Linked DNA regions of Mus musculus: regions 1 and 2 are each linked to region 3. A link is a loop called in an ENCODE intact Hi-C map of the cell type or tissue named here. Cell type or tissue: heart. All regions are shown on one strand.

Region 1 (5,000 bases), 48 kb after region 3:
AGGCCATGTCTTCCCGGAAAGAACATTCTAGCAGCCATTGGTCTGCTCAGGAACACTGAAACCCGAAAGCCCCCTCCTTCCCTGTCACAGCTGCTGCACAGAATACCCGGGGGAGGGGGTTTTCTTACCTAATATTTCCCAAACCACTCAAATGTTTCATTTCCCATTGTCTGGCAGCCCCTCTCAGAGCTCAACGGTTGATGTGCAGCAGCAGACGTAGGCTGTTCCCCCAGGGTCCCAAAGTGCTGTCTCTTGCTTCTCTTTCATGTGGGGAAGCTGGTACTGGCAGGATGCAGACTTGGCCAAGGAGTAAGGTTTATTAGTCAGTTAGTGATGCGTGACAGTGGAGGCTTAGACCGGGTTGGGGATGAGGCTCTATGCTTCCACCGTAGCTGCCGATGTAACTACTGTGATAGAGAGGAATTCCTCCTACGAGGCTTAAATACTTAGATACGCTCTGCAGCCTCGCTGTCTCGTCCCAACCCACCCTGGTCTCGAACTTGCAGTGTAGCTGCAGGTGATAAGAGGCGATCCTTGCTTCGGCTCTGAGATTACAGGCTCTCACTACCACACGTGGTTTATATGTACTGGGGATTGAATCCATGGCTTTGCATGTGGGAGACCAATACTCTACCAACCGAGTTACACCCCAAGTTAATCAATGTTCCACTTTTGTCTTAAAGATTTGCTTATTTGTCTGTCATTGGTTTGGAAGTGTGCCAGCCTGCAGGTTGTGGAGGTCAGGGGACACAGCACAGGAGTTAGTTCTCATCTTCTAATATGTGGGCCCATGGAGGAACTCATCTCATCAACATTGTCGGCAAGGACCTGCTGAGACATCTTCCCCATCCCGGTTCACTTTTAAAAAACAAACATCTAAACTTAAGGGGCTGGAGAGATGGCTCGCAGCTAAGAGCACTTGCTGCTTGCTCTTCCCGAGGACCACATTTTGATTCCCAGCCTCTACATGGTGGCTTACAACTCTTTGTAACTCCACTTCCGGGGGATATGACACCCCTCTTCTGGCCTTCTTGGGCACCAGGCACACATAAGGTGCACAAACATACATGCGGGCAAGACACCCACACACATAAAAGAAAACTAAGATTTTAAAATCTGAAGTTAGAACGTTTCCCCCTGACCTAGGTGCTTTGATGGAATTCCATGTTGTATTCCCATACATAGTGTTCATAAAATATAATTGGCATTGGTGGTGTCTGAATGGATGGGTAGACAAAAAACAAAACAAAACAAGAACCTGTTTTAAGGAAATCTGTGCTTTGGGGCATTTTGGAGATCCAGGTATAAGGATCTTGATAGGCCAGGCCTGTCTCAAATAAGATGTAAAAAGAGGGCTGGTATATGACTTGGGTAAGGTATTTATTTGCTCAGTATATGTAAGGTCCTGAGTTCAAATCCAGTATTGAGAAGAAGGCAAGACGAGGGAGGTGGTTACTACAGCTGGGCATACTGGGACAACTTGGCCCCATGATGGGACTTGGCTTGGCTCTGTGTCACATACTTACAACACAGGTGGAAGTTGTGGCAGGCAGGAGCTTGGGGTTATCCTGGGCTACCAACAAACATGAGATTCCAATAAGACACAGCTACCTGTGCACAGGAAGGTGCCCACGGCCTAGGTGGGGTAGGGATTATGAGCAAGAGGCATTGACAGAGACTGGGATTTATGCCCAGGGTGCTGATTGGAAGCTAAGCAGGAATTACCAGACAGACGTATACGTTCAGCCCGTTACCGGTTTTTATGCCCTGAGCACACAGAACATTTGTAGCACCGGGCAAGGGCGGGTGGGGGGAGCAGGAGCTATTTCTGTGAGGATGCCGTGGGGTGAAATGCCTGTAAACATCCCCTCTCCAGGGCTGCGCTCTGCTCGGCAGAGGTTGCCCCGGTAATGAGTTTAACTCTTATGCTATTCATTCAGCCATCCGTGAAAGCCACAAATATTTACCGAGCACTTAGGATATGCCAAGTGGAGGCTGGGGACGCTGGGGACACAGAAGTGCCTGCCATCAAACGTGTGCCTCCCTTTTTGGAGTTCTCATACCAGCGGAGTCAGTAAGCTAACACAATACAAGGTGTGGTGAAGACCAGTGGACCACATGCTCGAGGATTGGCCGGCCTCCTCCAATGCCCGTCGTCCACCTGATCCAGGTGCGCTACGGGAATAAATTAGAGTCAGAGCCGGTCTGGCGAGACCTCGAGACCTTGGAGAATGACCAGAACTGACAGCTTCACTTCCCAGTTTACACAACACATTTTTAGATCAGGGAGATCCCGGACTGTGCCAGCCAGACCAAGATGGCCCAGCCAGTTTAGCAGTTATTTCCTGCCTTTCTCTGAGTGGTGGTGGAGGGGTAGGGGATGGGGATGAGGTAGAAATCCCACGTCACAAGAAAGAGTTGCCCTCACCTGCTTATAGGGCACACTCCAAGATGGGAAAGTGGGCCCAGTGAGAAGTCTCAGCCGGTTAAAGGGGCTTGCTGCCAATCTGACAACCTGAATTCGAGAGAACCACACAGAGTTCTGTAATCTCCATATACATGCTGTGCCCCCCCCCCCACACACACACACATACACATGCACACTAAAAGGAAAAAAAAATCTTGGGCGGGGGAGGAGCCTGAAAAGAGATAGAAACATAAGGAAAGCAAAGGGTTGTCTTATCTTTTCAGTGTGTAAGAGGGCAAAATGTCACCAGGAAGAGAAACAGTCTCCATGCTACAGCGTCTCAGAAATCAGAGGCTGGGGACTTCTGATAAGGGCCATGGATCCCAGTCTGCACCACTGATGGCCCCTCACAGCTCCTCACGTTGTCCATGACATCAGTTTTGTCCCTGACATCAGTATTGCCCACGGCATAGAACTCCCAGGGTAGGAAAGGACTCAACAGCAGACAGAACTGGAAACCCCAGTCTGGCCTGATTCTTAGACCCGTAGAGCTTCTACTGGGCAGAGGTTTGTCCTCAGGGTGGCACCAGGGTGACTCCAGCAGTCGAGTGCTGGAGAAGGTGGCCTGAGAAGCTGAGCTTGCAGAAGTGGCTGGAAGAGGAACCGTGGCCCCGCCCACCCACTTAAAACAAGAACAAAAACAAAAACCAACCAACAAGGTGACATCCAGGACAGAAACCCCTTGTCCTCTACCTGCGTTAGCCTCTGTCACGCAATAAATAACACCTTCGAGGAGGGTGGCCCGAGCCAGGCAGTAAGTGATACCGCCGTCAGTCCAACCGTCCTGTTGGAAGAAACACACTGTAATCATGCCTGAGAAAGACATTTGGCAAATGAGTTCCCATTTTCACATTGGATTGTGCTGAGCGTATCAATTTCCCGCGGGCCGGCCAGCGTTGGGGATGTGTAATTGATTGCCCGCGTTATAATAAACAAGCCGTGACAGGCGATCATTCATCACGGGCCGCTGAACGTTCCAGCGACGCCGGGAGAGAGGGGGCGCGGGAGCCGAGGGAAAGGAGGGGAAAGCAGCGCCCCGGAGGGCGGGGAGAGGGAACGCCAGGGCCGTAATTCTTTTCATTATCTAATTTGTTCTTACTGGCCTGGGTCCTCCCCCATCCCATCCCCAAGGAGGCCTAGGGGTTGGGGGAGGGGGCGGAGGGGGGGGGCGCGGAGACGAGGGGCGGGGCGAGCTGTAATGTGGGAGGATTTGTTCTGGAAAGCGAGGAAGGGATGTGCGCAGGACTTAGCTCTTTCAAGACCCCGCCTCCAATGGATGCGTCGGAAATTTAAATTTAAAATAAGACAAAAGAAACAGCAGGGGTGTTGTAAAAGACAAACACACAGACGAGTCCTTTTATCTGAGAAAAGAAGAGAGTCAGAGTTGACATCGACTGGGGCTCTGGCAGCGGGTGATGGTCCCTCTCGGCCTCCCACCCACTCCCACGGACGCTGAAGAGTGAAGTTTCAAGGCGTGCAGCAGTGGGGAGGGCGTGAAGGGAGCTGGCTGGAGTCCTCAGGCCTCACCCTGCCAGTTTGCAACCCCTTCCCCACGCTCTTAGCATTCCCCTCAGCCCTCCTGGGTACCAAATGCAACCCTCCCAGGGCCAGGGAGTGGAGGGGTGGAGCCTGTGCTGACGGAGGCGTGGTTTACAGGGGCGTGGTCATGTTAGAAGGGGAAAGGCAAGAATAAAAGAAAGCGCAGGGCTTCAGAGTGGCTCACTATTCCTGCCTGGTTAGTATTGTCTTTAATTTTTATCTTTAATTGGCTGGCCATGGTGATGCCCATCTTTAATCTCAGCATCCGAGGCGGAGGCAGGCAGATCTGCATGGAAAGTTCCAGATCACCAAGGGCTACATCAGAAGTTCGTGACTCAAAAAAATTTTTTTCTTTTAATTAGATTTTAATTTGGTGGTGGTATGCACATAGACTAGAGGACAATCTGAGCAAGTCTCTCCTCCCACTTTGTTGGCCTTAATGGTCCCTCTCGGGCAATCTGACTTGGCTGGAAAGTAGCTTTGCGGCACGAGCCGTCTCAGCCTAGTATCTTCGAGGCGATGGAGAGGAGGAGGTTTGGAAGACTCTGCAAGAACCTGTATCTGAACAGCTCACCAGCCCCAACATGGCTGCTCTTCCTGCAAAACCCACCGTGTCTCTAAAGGAGGAACTGCTCACCTGGAGCCCTCAAGAGTTCATGGAGGGGCTGGAGAGATGGCTCAGCAGTTAAGAGCACTGACTGCTCTTCCAAAGGTCCTGAGTTCAAATCCCAGCAACCACATGATGGCTCACAACCATCCGTAATGAGATCTGACCCCCTTCTACTGTGGTGTCTGAAGACAGCTACAGTGTACCTACATATAATAAATAAATAAATAAATAAATAAATAAATAAATAAATAAATCTTTTAAAAAAAAGAGTTCATGGAGGCATCGGAGAAGGCGTGTGTGCATCTCTCTTCCCAGAGCAGCACTGCCTATGTAGTGGATCCTAGAGGCCTGGTGTTGCGGGGGAGAAATGAAGGCACAAAGAAA
Region 2 (5,000 bases), 380 kb after region 3:
TAAATAGACTTTAGAGTTGTTCAAGTAAAAGGACACAGCCTTATGGCAGAGTGCCAAACACATGCCACTTTGAATCAAATCTCTGCCTTTCTGCGCTCCTCCTCTCCCTGTCTGCATGTCAGCTCATCCTGTCAGGGTGGGATGGGAGAGACGGGTCTACAAACACGAGCATCAAGCCAGGACAATAGTTTTGTTCCTGGATAAGTATTTTACTCAAGGCCAGGATGAATGCTTGCACACATGTATACCTCATGAGAAGACAGGGGAAGGGTGTGCTGTTGGCCCACGTTGAGTTAGCTTGTTTTAATTAAGGAGACAAAGACATAGACATTGTATGCTAACATGGCTTAGTGCATACTCTGGTTTTGTGTGAGACTACTCTGTAATGCATTTCTTCTTCTATTAGCAAATGTGATTAATGTGGCACACAGTGTTAACTGTGCTCTCTCCCCAAAGACATCAGATGGGAGGCAGCATGTAGAAGCTGAATCATTTGGAGAGGCTCGGTGATTGATTTAAACATAAAAGGATTAATTGGTCCCTGAACCAGACTATTAAACCGTACTGTGATCTTGACTGAAAGTGGGAGAATTACAAATGCATTGCATAGAATAAATTAATACATGTCATGGCTTTAACCCTTTCCCTCTGATTGCTTTTTGTGGTTTTATGGACTATACTCTGTTGTGTGCTTGGTGGTGCAGAGGGGACTAGGTGTGGTCCTGATGGAATAGGATATGGGGCGGAGCGAGCATCAGGGTCCAAGGAATCTGGGGCAATGCTCACAGACTGGATTTTCTAGCAACTTCCACCTGTGAAGAGTCTGAGCATCGATGCCAATTGTTACTGAACAGGGATCTAAAGTTCTCAGTCTGTGGGACATTGATAAAGAGGAACTGGGTTAATGGAGCCCTTCTCCCCTGGGCAGCTGCATGGAAGGCTGAGCTCCTGAGGATACATGCTGTAAGAATACCAGAGCCAGAGAAAACTCTTTTTCTCTTGAGCCAGGCGTGTGCTGCTCTCTGAGGAACGGTACTCATTTGTCCTTTGCAGGGAGAGGAAGTGTGTCCACTCACATTGTTTATGTTGAGGTTCTTGTGTGGCCCGCTGTTACAGAGTAGTCTGGGTGGCAGAACAAGTAAGTAGTTGGTTCAGGGGCATTTGTGACCCATGCCGTGTGTGAGTTTTCCAATAACATGACTCCCACATTTCAGAGTGGAGTCTTTTTTTTTTTTTCCCCGAGACTTGCATGCACACATAGGTGTGGGGGATCACTTGCTTGAGGTTTTTTAAGACATTGTGCTGTAGAAATCTCAGTGGTTATCTTTGTCCATTTCTGACTATGGCAGCATCACATCATGTGCAGCTTTAAATGGCATGCCACGTGGCTACTTGTTGAGGTCACCCATTGATCCCCTTTGCTGTGCTTTCAGCTGTTACTGAGTCGGGATAGAGTGGCCTTCTCTCCTGCTCTGAGCAGTTCCTTCCTGATGGCTTGCTCACTGGAGTGATGGAATTTGGGTACTGCCAGTTGCTTGGTAGAAAGCCAGAGAGCCTTTGTGACATCTAGTCTTTAGAAAAGAGCCAACTCGCACCACAGACTTAGTGTTCTCAGCACGGTGAAGGGAGATGACAATCAGGAGGGCATGTCTGAACTCAGTGTAAAGGGGATGGAGGATTCTTTCATTTACTGCTTCATTACTGTTAGCAGAGTTGGTCCGTGCCATTGCTAAGTAGAATAATGATGTTTATTCAGGTGAGTTGACTTCAACATTGTCTATGATTATAAACTTTAATTGCTCTCAATGTTTTTGAATTATTAATCTTAGTAAATTTTACTTAATAGAAAATCTTTAAAGACAGATATCTGAATGGATGAGTCTGACTTGCCTTAAAGTTTAGTAAATTTCAGATGGAGTTGTGCACACAGGGATGGAGAAGTCACCTTCTACAATGACAAGGAAAACGAAAGGGAATCTCACTAGCTTCTTTCTTCTCTCTGCCCATGGCTGGGTGCTGTTGGACCACAAGGAACACAGCTGAGTTCTTCCTCATGCTCTCCCTCCTGAGAAGAGCCCAAGGGAGGGGCTCTCCTTGCTCTACAGGGCTCATGTTTCTCACCTGGCTTCCGATGTGGCTCTGACTTACTGCTGGTGTCCTGCCCTGCCCTCATTCCTGAATTTCATATTTCTGTCTTACTGCCTCTTTCAGATGTGCCTCACCTGGGCTCTGCTCGCCAGTGCTGCCCCCTAGTGGTACTTCCTCTTCCTCGGACTGCTCTGCCTGTCCCTTGTGTCACTGTGCACAGTGCTGTTGAGAAGAGAGCCATGCAGAGGATGGCAGTCCTCAGTTGAAGTCGGCCCCATGCCTTTGTTTACGGTTCACAGGCTGAGTGTGTGCTCTGCTCAGCACACTCCGTAGCCTCTCCTGCCTGCTGCTTTATAAGATGAACACTCTTAAGCATTCTCTTCCCCACACATTCAACGTGGCTCTGGATTCTGGCCTCTGCCCAGTCCGCCTGCCTCCCTCTTTGCTCTCTTGCTGCTGCTCCCTTCGCTCTGAACTCTTGAGCATGTCATCTTGTTTGACTTTGACCGCATAACCCGCCCTCGGCCTCCACTGCACATGTGTGCTGATTTTCTGAATGACTTTACACGGACTCTTTCTTCCTCCTTGGCCTGCAGCTTCTGTGGTCCAGGACCCTGGGTTTTTGGCAGTGTAGGCCCCAGAGCAGTGCCCGTGCGCAGGCACTCAGGCTGCATACTGGTGCGATGAACTAGAGGTTGCCTAAGCTGCAGGAAATCTTTGGTTAGAACTTTAAAAAAACAAAACACTTTGCAGGATAGCACTCTCAAATTTAAATGTTCATAATTGTAAGGATTCTGTCCCCCTTTTGTAGCAACTAGATACTGAGTGTGAGAGTGTGTGTGAGTGTGTATGTGTAAATAAGCACTGCCATTTACTGGAACATAGATTCTTTGTAGGTGCAGTGCGCCCAAGGCATTGCCTGTTTCCTGCTTGTTCCTTTACTTCAGTGCCGATGTCTCCTTTGTCCTGAATAACTGTCTTTCAGGCAGTCCCAACATTCTCATTCATTCTTTCTCTCTGTCTACCTGCCTGTCTGTCTGTTGAATTTTCCCACTCTTTGAAAAGCTTCATGAGGTTTTCATCAGTCACCATTTGGGTGTTGACCATGTTGTAGTGCATAGCCCCCTTTGGCCTTCCGACCTCTGACACTCACGCTGCTCGAGGAATTAGCCATGACATCTACGTTCCGATGGTGCTGTCCACCGAAGGCAGAGGAAGCCATGTGCCTGGCACGGCCGTCTGGCACTGGAAGAGTGTGGAGATAAATGCTTGCTGATGGTAGCACCTTATTAAATGAGGGTCTGCTCCTGTTTTATTTTCCTCTTGCTGGGGAAACTGTGGCCTTCTTTGAGTACTGGTAAGTGAGAGGCCGCAGCAGTGTTGAGTTGGAGGCCCTGCTGTCTGGCAGACACTTGTGGATCTTGGAATGCCTTTAAAGGACTTGCCACACCACATTGAGTGTCAGCTACTCACTCAGAGATCTCAGAAGGTAGAAAGTGCATCCTGGCGTGGTTACTTCCTTTCTCTGCTTTGGAAGTAGTGTATTTAAAGACATAACTAGGACCATTACTTTGAATAGGGACAGAAAGGAATCTCATGATATTGTATTGATTTGTGTATATATTAGTTTCCACTAAGTAAATAATTTAATAGAATAGTCATCAAATGGGAGGGGCACTCTGGCTTCTTTCCCTGCCGTGTTCATGCTTCCTGTTTGTCTCAGAGTGGCTGATCCATGCCCTGAGGAAAGGGGGCGAGGTCATGAGAGCAGAAGGGGCCTGGAGGATGGCAGTGTGGAGAGGTCCCTGTGTGTGTGGGGGGGAAGCTTCCGTGTTGGGTTCCTGTCAGGGTTTCTTTTGTGTGGTCTTGGCTGCGGGGTGGCTTCCTGCTTGCTGCCGTTCACCTGAGCGATGGCAGCATATTGCAGCTCCCATCTGCTTTGGCTTTCTTGGCAGGTCACTTCTGCTGCTTGCTGGGTGCGTAGAGCTAGGCAGATGTCGGAGGCCTGGGCTACATTTCTTTTAAACTGGCAAGAACTCTACTGTGCCTACCACTTAACCTATGAGTGTCAGATCCTGTTATAATGGTTGTGTGTTCTTGAAAACATAAGCAAGCATCTTATGGTTTAAAACATAGGATAAAATAGACCCCCAGCTTCACAATTTAGCAGTGGGTGAGGTGCAGACAGGCAGCTAGACCTGCAGAGTGAGGAACAGTGATGGGAAGTCTTATTAGGTTCTTCGTGATACCGTCTCTTTTCTACATTTTTCTTCTTTTCAGAGTAACCCAAAAATCTTCTGAGAGCCCCCACTTTGTACTTCTTGGGGTAAGGACTAAGCTTGTGCATTTACTTGTTTACTCTTTGAAGCTCTGACTGACCTGGAACTTCCTCTGTAGTCCAGACTGGCCTCAAGTCAGAAAGCTCCACCTTCCTCTCCCTCTGGGTACTGGATTAGAGGCGTGCTTTGGTGACTGCAGGTGATCCACGACAGCTGCCATTTCAACCCGGGTTCTCCCATTGGGGTTAAAGGAGCTGCTAGAGACTGTGGCAACCATCTGGCCGAGTTGTGACCTCAGGGGAAATTTGAATACAGGACTTTGAGAAGCCTTTTCGGATTTGGTGTGCTGATATCTGTTGCAGAACACACAGCATGGAAGAGAGCAGACCTTGTAGCCATTTTGCTGCTTTAAAAACAGTCTTGTATAGCTTTGTCCATCAGGGTTAACCACAAATGCTCACAGCCTTTGGATCAAAGACAACTGAGTTATAAAGCTTCTGTTAAGTGAGGTCCCAGGAGGAACACGAGTCCTTTAAGTCACTAGGACACAGCTCTCGCTTTGACACAGATGTACTATAGTGCCAGTCCAGGAGCCCTGCAGACTCAGAGAACTAATGTGCACCACAGGGACAC
Region 3 (5,000 bases):
AGTGATTTCTAGATTCAAGCACTGGCGGCTCCTGCTTGGGCCACCTGGAAGGATTCTAAGGCTCTAAAGCAGCTCAGAGAGACAGTGCGGTGATTGATTAGTAATGTCTGCTGTGGCCCCATAGCAGAGAAAGGGGCAGCCCTGGTTCCTTGTATTTTTCTGACCCTGGCTAGGCAAGGGAAACATCTGCCTCTGCTCTGACATTCTGCAATTCTAAGGTGGGGCTTCTGCAAAGTCGGTCTTCAAAGTTCCGCAGTCAGCATTATTTACAGAATATTTAAACAGAGCAGGATCCTGCAGGCTTGTGTGGTTGGGGTGGGGTGGGCGAGCTGAGAGCCAGGAAGACAGAGACTCTTCTGTACAGGGTAAGATGGAGAGATGCTGAGAGCGAATAGTTGTGCCTCTAACCTGCACCCTCCCCAAAAATTCTCTCATCTTGGATGGGGCTAGAATTTTTATCTTTAGAATAACTCCATCCGATTAAAACACTGTATTCAGCTGCACAAATATTACCACAAAGAGGCTAGCATGCGACCCAGCCCTGGTTTGGTAATCTGTTATCCTGTCTATCAGAGAACAAGACCCAAGTGGCACGGAATGAGGTGAAAGACGGATTATTTTTAAGAGCAGATAAAGGGGGAGGGGGAGATAGAAGAGAGGACACTAGCCAGAATACCTGTGTGGCATAATTCTAAAAGGGTGACATTCTCAACGGTTATCCTACTCCAGGACCTTGGGAGTTGAAACCTGAAGATCCCATGATCCAAGAAAGCATGTGATCTAGGACCAACAGATGTACTGGGTCACCCTAAATTGCCCTGTGGCCCTCGTTAAGCTCTACCCCTCGAGCTGCTGTCTGGATTCTTTTTCTGGGTAGGCTCCTCCTTTGATTACCAGTCCTCTGTGGCTCCCCAGGACTCCCAGGACCAAGACAAACTCCTCCCCACAGTTTCTGAGTTGGGCCTAGAGCAGTGTCCTGATACCATTTGGCCCTCTTCTCTCCTGTAATGACCCCTTCCTCAATAACTTGACCTCCTCTTTGCACTCTCTTATGTCCCCCGCATTAGCTCGGGGACCTATGTCATGGATGCGCTCGGAACTTTCACTGGGAGCAAAGAGTTTAACTGCTTCAGCCTTTGCGTTGTCAGATGTCCCTGGTACTGATGCTGGTGTGGGCTATGATTCCTAGTTTGTGTCAAGAGGAATCCAGCTTGTCTCAGGTAGTCCTCAGTTCCTCTGGAGCATGACAGCAAAGCAATCAGGAACATGGAGATACCCTAAATGAAGAAAAATATTTCCTCCCTTCCTCTCTCCTGCCCTTCCATCTTCCTTTCTTTTATTCTTTAAAAAAAAAAATCCCTAAACAGTTTCATATAAATCACTGGATAGATTCCTGTTACGTTTCTAAGAAGCAGGTCGAATGGACAGACGCTGTGCCCATCGGACAGATAGATAAACCGAGGTGCCAGTCAGAGCTCCTCCACAAGGAGTAAAACAAAGTATCTGGGTGAGGCAGAGAAGGCCCAGTTGGTGACTGAATTCTCACTAACCCACTCCTGGATGTGAACTTGCTCCTTCACTGGCCCCTCCTCAAACCATTTGCTAATTGCTCTTTCCCCTTCAGGAAGAATGACAAGCACAGATTGTCTCTAAGCCCCGCGGTTCAACCTCTTGAGATCTAGTGACTATTACTGCCTCTTTACACACCGTGGGAAACTGAGGCTTGGGGGGGGGGGAAGACAATTTGCCCGAGGTTTGGGGAGCGGGAGGGGCGGGGGGGGGGGGGAGCTGATGTCAGGCTGCAGGCCCAGAACTCTTGTGGCTTCTATTCTTTGTATCTTCCTTCTTTGAGACCAGACTGACATCAAGCTATGTAAAGTTGAACTTCTGATCCTCCTGCCTCTACCTCCCAGTGCTAGGAAGATAGGTATGTTTCCGCTATGCCCTGTTTATATGACATTCGGGAATCGAACCCAGGACTTCATGCATGTTGGGTAAGTGCTCTATCAGCTGACGTACATCTCCAGACACTTGGGGCTCCTGTTCATTCTGTGGCGATAAATATATCACTTCCACGAGGTCTAGACTGGGCAAGTGGACATGCAGAAAGAGCGTGTACTGCCCGCCAGGCCCACGCGCGACCTTCCATCCCACCTGCCTTAGGGGCTACTGTGGAATCCGAAAGAAATGGAGGCCGCGGAGTCACGTGGTTAGCTGATGCTGGTGTGGCTGCCTGCGGGGAAACCAAGCCCGGGCTTTGCCTGGTGATACCATCTGGTTTGTCTTTTCTGCACGTGGGAGCCCTGCTGTCCCTGAGGATGAATAATGGGGACAGGGAGTCTCAGGTCACCTAGCCACAGAGCACTTCTCCAGCGACTTGGCTCATGATCTTAACCACAAATCCGGGGGCCAGGATGAGGGGGACTATCGTCCCATCCATCTGAGAGGTGGGGAGAGGGACCCAGGGCCCCGGAATCCCACTGGAGACGCTACTGTCATCACAGGATGGGCAGCAGGTGGCGCCACGGCCCTGGTTTAACAAGGACAGTGGGCTGGAGGAAAAGGGGAGGGGGGGGGAATCCAGTATGAGAAGCTAGTGGAAAACAAGGACTTAAATGAACAATTTGTTCCAAAACATTTGCCTTGTAACGGGGTCATCTATAAACTCTGGGGTTTCCTGTTTGCAGTGGAGCAGGCTGGCCGGCGGGTGGTCTCCGTATTCCCTGCAGCCAGGGAGACTCTTTTGAAGGCTGGCTCAAGAGCTCAGGTCCTCTTCTCCACCCTCTGGGCCAGACTGGCTCTGAAATTTCCCAGCTTTTGTGCCCTTAAGTGAGATCCGGTGGCGGAAGCCGCCGGCGGCAGCAGCAGCAGCAGCGGCGGCGGTGGCGGCAGCGATCCGTCCTGCGATCCACTTTCCAGAACGTTAGGTTCCAAACACTGGGAGGAGGGCGGGCTGAACTCCGAAGTCATTTCCAGAGGAGAGGCGGACTCTGATCTCTGCCTACCCTCTGCCGTCGGCCTTGTGCCAAGGCAATAAAACGAGGGAAAACAATAAAATAAAAGAGGTGAAGGTGGCCGTCTGAGGGAGCTGCTGCGGTCACTGTGGCTGCGGAGGGAGATGCTTGGTCTCAAGCCCAGGCCTGGTTATTTGGGGCACAGAGGTGACATGACTTTCCGCTATTGGAATCACTTCATCATAGGCTCCGGGGCAGCCAGACAGGGTGGGGGCTAGGGGTGGGGGCTGTAAATCAAGTTGTCGTTGAGCCATGTGACCTGCGATGGGCATTTAATGTCTGTGAATGTCAGTTTCCTGTGTAGATAACTGGTGAACGGTAAACCCTGCCACGCCAGGAGTGATGCTCACAGATTACTTATAGCAGGGTCTTGGGTACCTCCGGAGGAGGTAAGCAAGTCTATCTTCTGTTGTTGAGAGCCAACAGGTTGTCCACATAGGCCACCACAGGGCTGGAAGCATTGAAGGGAAGGTAACTTACACAAAAACACCTTTGCTCATCTAATACAGGCATATATGACAGTGTCCTGCAAGATGACAGAGTAGAAAGTCCCTGTTACCTAGAGACAGTGGCTTAGTGTCTGTTGTACACACTGGTGAAGAAGCCCAGAGCTTCTGCTAGACAGCGAAGTGCTTAGTGCCCATTTGACCTTGACAAAGTGCCAATTTATGCATTCATGCATTTAAATTATTATTTTGAAGGGTTTTGTTGTTTTTCGTTTTTGTTTTTTGTTTCCTTTTGAGAAAACTATGTAGCCCTGTCTGGTCTGGCACTCAGAGATCCTCCTGCCTCCGCCTCTAAACTGCAGTGCTGAGATTAAAGGTGTGCGACACCACGGTTAGTTTTTGTTTGTCTGTTTGCTTGCCTGCTTGGTTCCTCTTTGGGAACAGATGTATACCACCCATCCCGGTGCCAACAACAAATCCCGGGCTCCTTCCATGCTAGGCACCTGAGCTGCAGTGCTCTGCCTCTATAAGCAAACATGGACTGTAGGGTTACCATGCCTTATGCCAGCAGTGGCTGGATATACATGCAGGGTAGCTTGGCTGGGCCTAGTGGCAGACACTTGTAATCCTAGCACATGGGAAGCTGAGGAAGAGGATGGTGAGTTCAAGGCCAGCTTGGTCTACATAATAAGATACTAGCTTAAAAAAAAGTCATGGCAGTGTGTGTGTGTGTGTGTGTGTGTGTGTGTGTGTGTGTGTGATATCTCAGAGATTAAGAGCACTCTCTAGTCTTCCAGAGGACCCGAATTCAGATCCCACACCCACATGACACCTTACAACAATATACGGCTTCAATTTTAGGGAACTGTCACCCTCTTCTGCCCTCTGTGGGCACTGCACACATGTGCACACACCATACATGCAGGCAAACACGAAAATAAGTCTAAAGTAAAGGCCAGCTTGGTGACTCAGAGCACCAAGATTTGTGGAAACACACCTTTACCTCATGTGGATATGTGTCTGTTGCCCACCAGCCTTACAAATATAGAGAATCATGTTTTCTCACCAGGAGAGCCAAGCCAGAAGTTTAGTTGGCACCACATAAAGAAGGAAGCAGCTATAAATTGGGCTCCTAGCTGGGATAGAGGTTGTAGGGACTGTAGGGGCCACAACTCAGCTGCATGACCTCAGTTTCCAGGCCTCAGTTTCCTCATTTGCCCAAGAGCAGTATGTGGTGGACACAAGGAACTACTGATTCAAAGGTCTGTGTCTTAGGGAGTGTTTTACTGTTGTGAACAGACACCATGACCAAGGCAAGTCTTATAAGGACAACATTTAATTGGGGCTGGCTTACAGGTTCAGAGGTTCAGTCCATTATCATCAAGGCAGGGGCATGGTAGCATCCACGCAGGCATGGTGCAGGAGGAGCTAAGAGTTCTACATCTTTGTCTGAAGGTTGCTAGGAGAAGACTGGCTTCTAGGCAGGAAGGATGAGGATCTTAAAGCCCATGCCCTCTATGACACACCTACTCCAACAAGG

What was found. A loop is a pair of places that touch in the nucleus more often than their neighbours do. Peaks named below come from ENCODE experiments on the same cell type or tissue, not always from the same donor. Only the 100,000 strongest peaks of a DNase experiment are listed, where the experiment ranks them.
Region 1: it touches region 3 in a loop (2.0-fold over the local background); 5 of 42 quality-filtered maps call a loop at or near these places.
Region 2: a loop joins it to region 3, with 6 times the contacts of the local background. A loop is called at or near these places in 2 of 42 quality-filtered maps.

The regions. Positions count from the first base shown.
Region 1 is chr5:118,377,469-118,382,468 of GRCm38, forward strand. It overlaps Gm30604 (a long non-coding RNA gene), which reads right to left and starts at 3,450. Exons shown (of 6, transcript XR_878721.1): 1 at 3,161-3,450; 2 at 2,429-2,515; 3 at 129-297. In heart, a CTCF peak has its summit at 2,980 (motif pointing right); DNase peaks (open chromatin) are centred at 2,293, 3,293, 3,453, 4,083 and 1 weaker place; H3K4me3 peaks cover 1,600 bases; H3K27ac peaks cover 1,406 bases; H3K27me3 peaks cover 977 bases.
Region 2 is chr5:118,706,171-118,711,170 of GRCm38, forward strand. The region is part of intron 4 of Med13l (mediator complex subunit 13-like); the gene reads left to right. Among named protein-coding and RNA genes, the nearest start is that of Gm42015, 130 kb to the right of the region's middle. In heart, a CTCF peak has its summit at 2,257 (motif pointing left); DNase peaks (open chromatin) are centred at 2,241 and 3,901; H3K27ac peaks cover 982 bases.
Region 3 is chr5:118,329,224-118,334,223 of GRCm38, forward strand. No RefSeq gene overlaps it. Among named protein-coding and RNA genes, the nearest start is that of Gm46942, 28 kb to the right of the region's middle. In heart, CTCF peaks have their summits at 2,486 (motif pointing right) and 2,708; DNase peaks (open chromatin) are centred at 2,668 and 2,868; H3K4me3 peaks cover 1,276 bases; H3K27ac peaks cover 1,345 bases; H3K27me3 peaks cover 1,601 bases.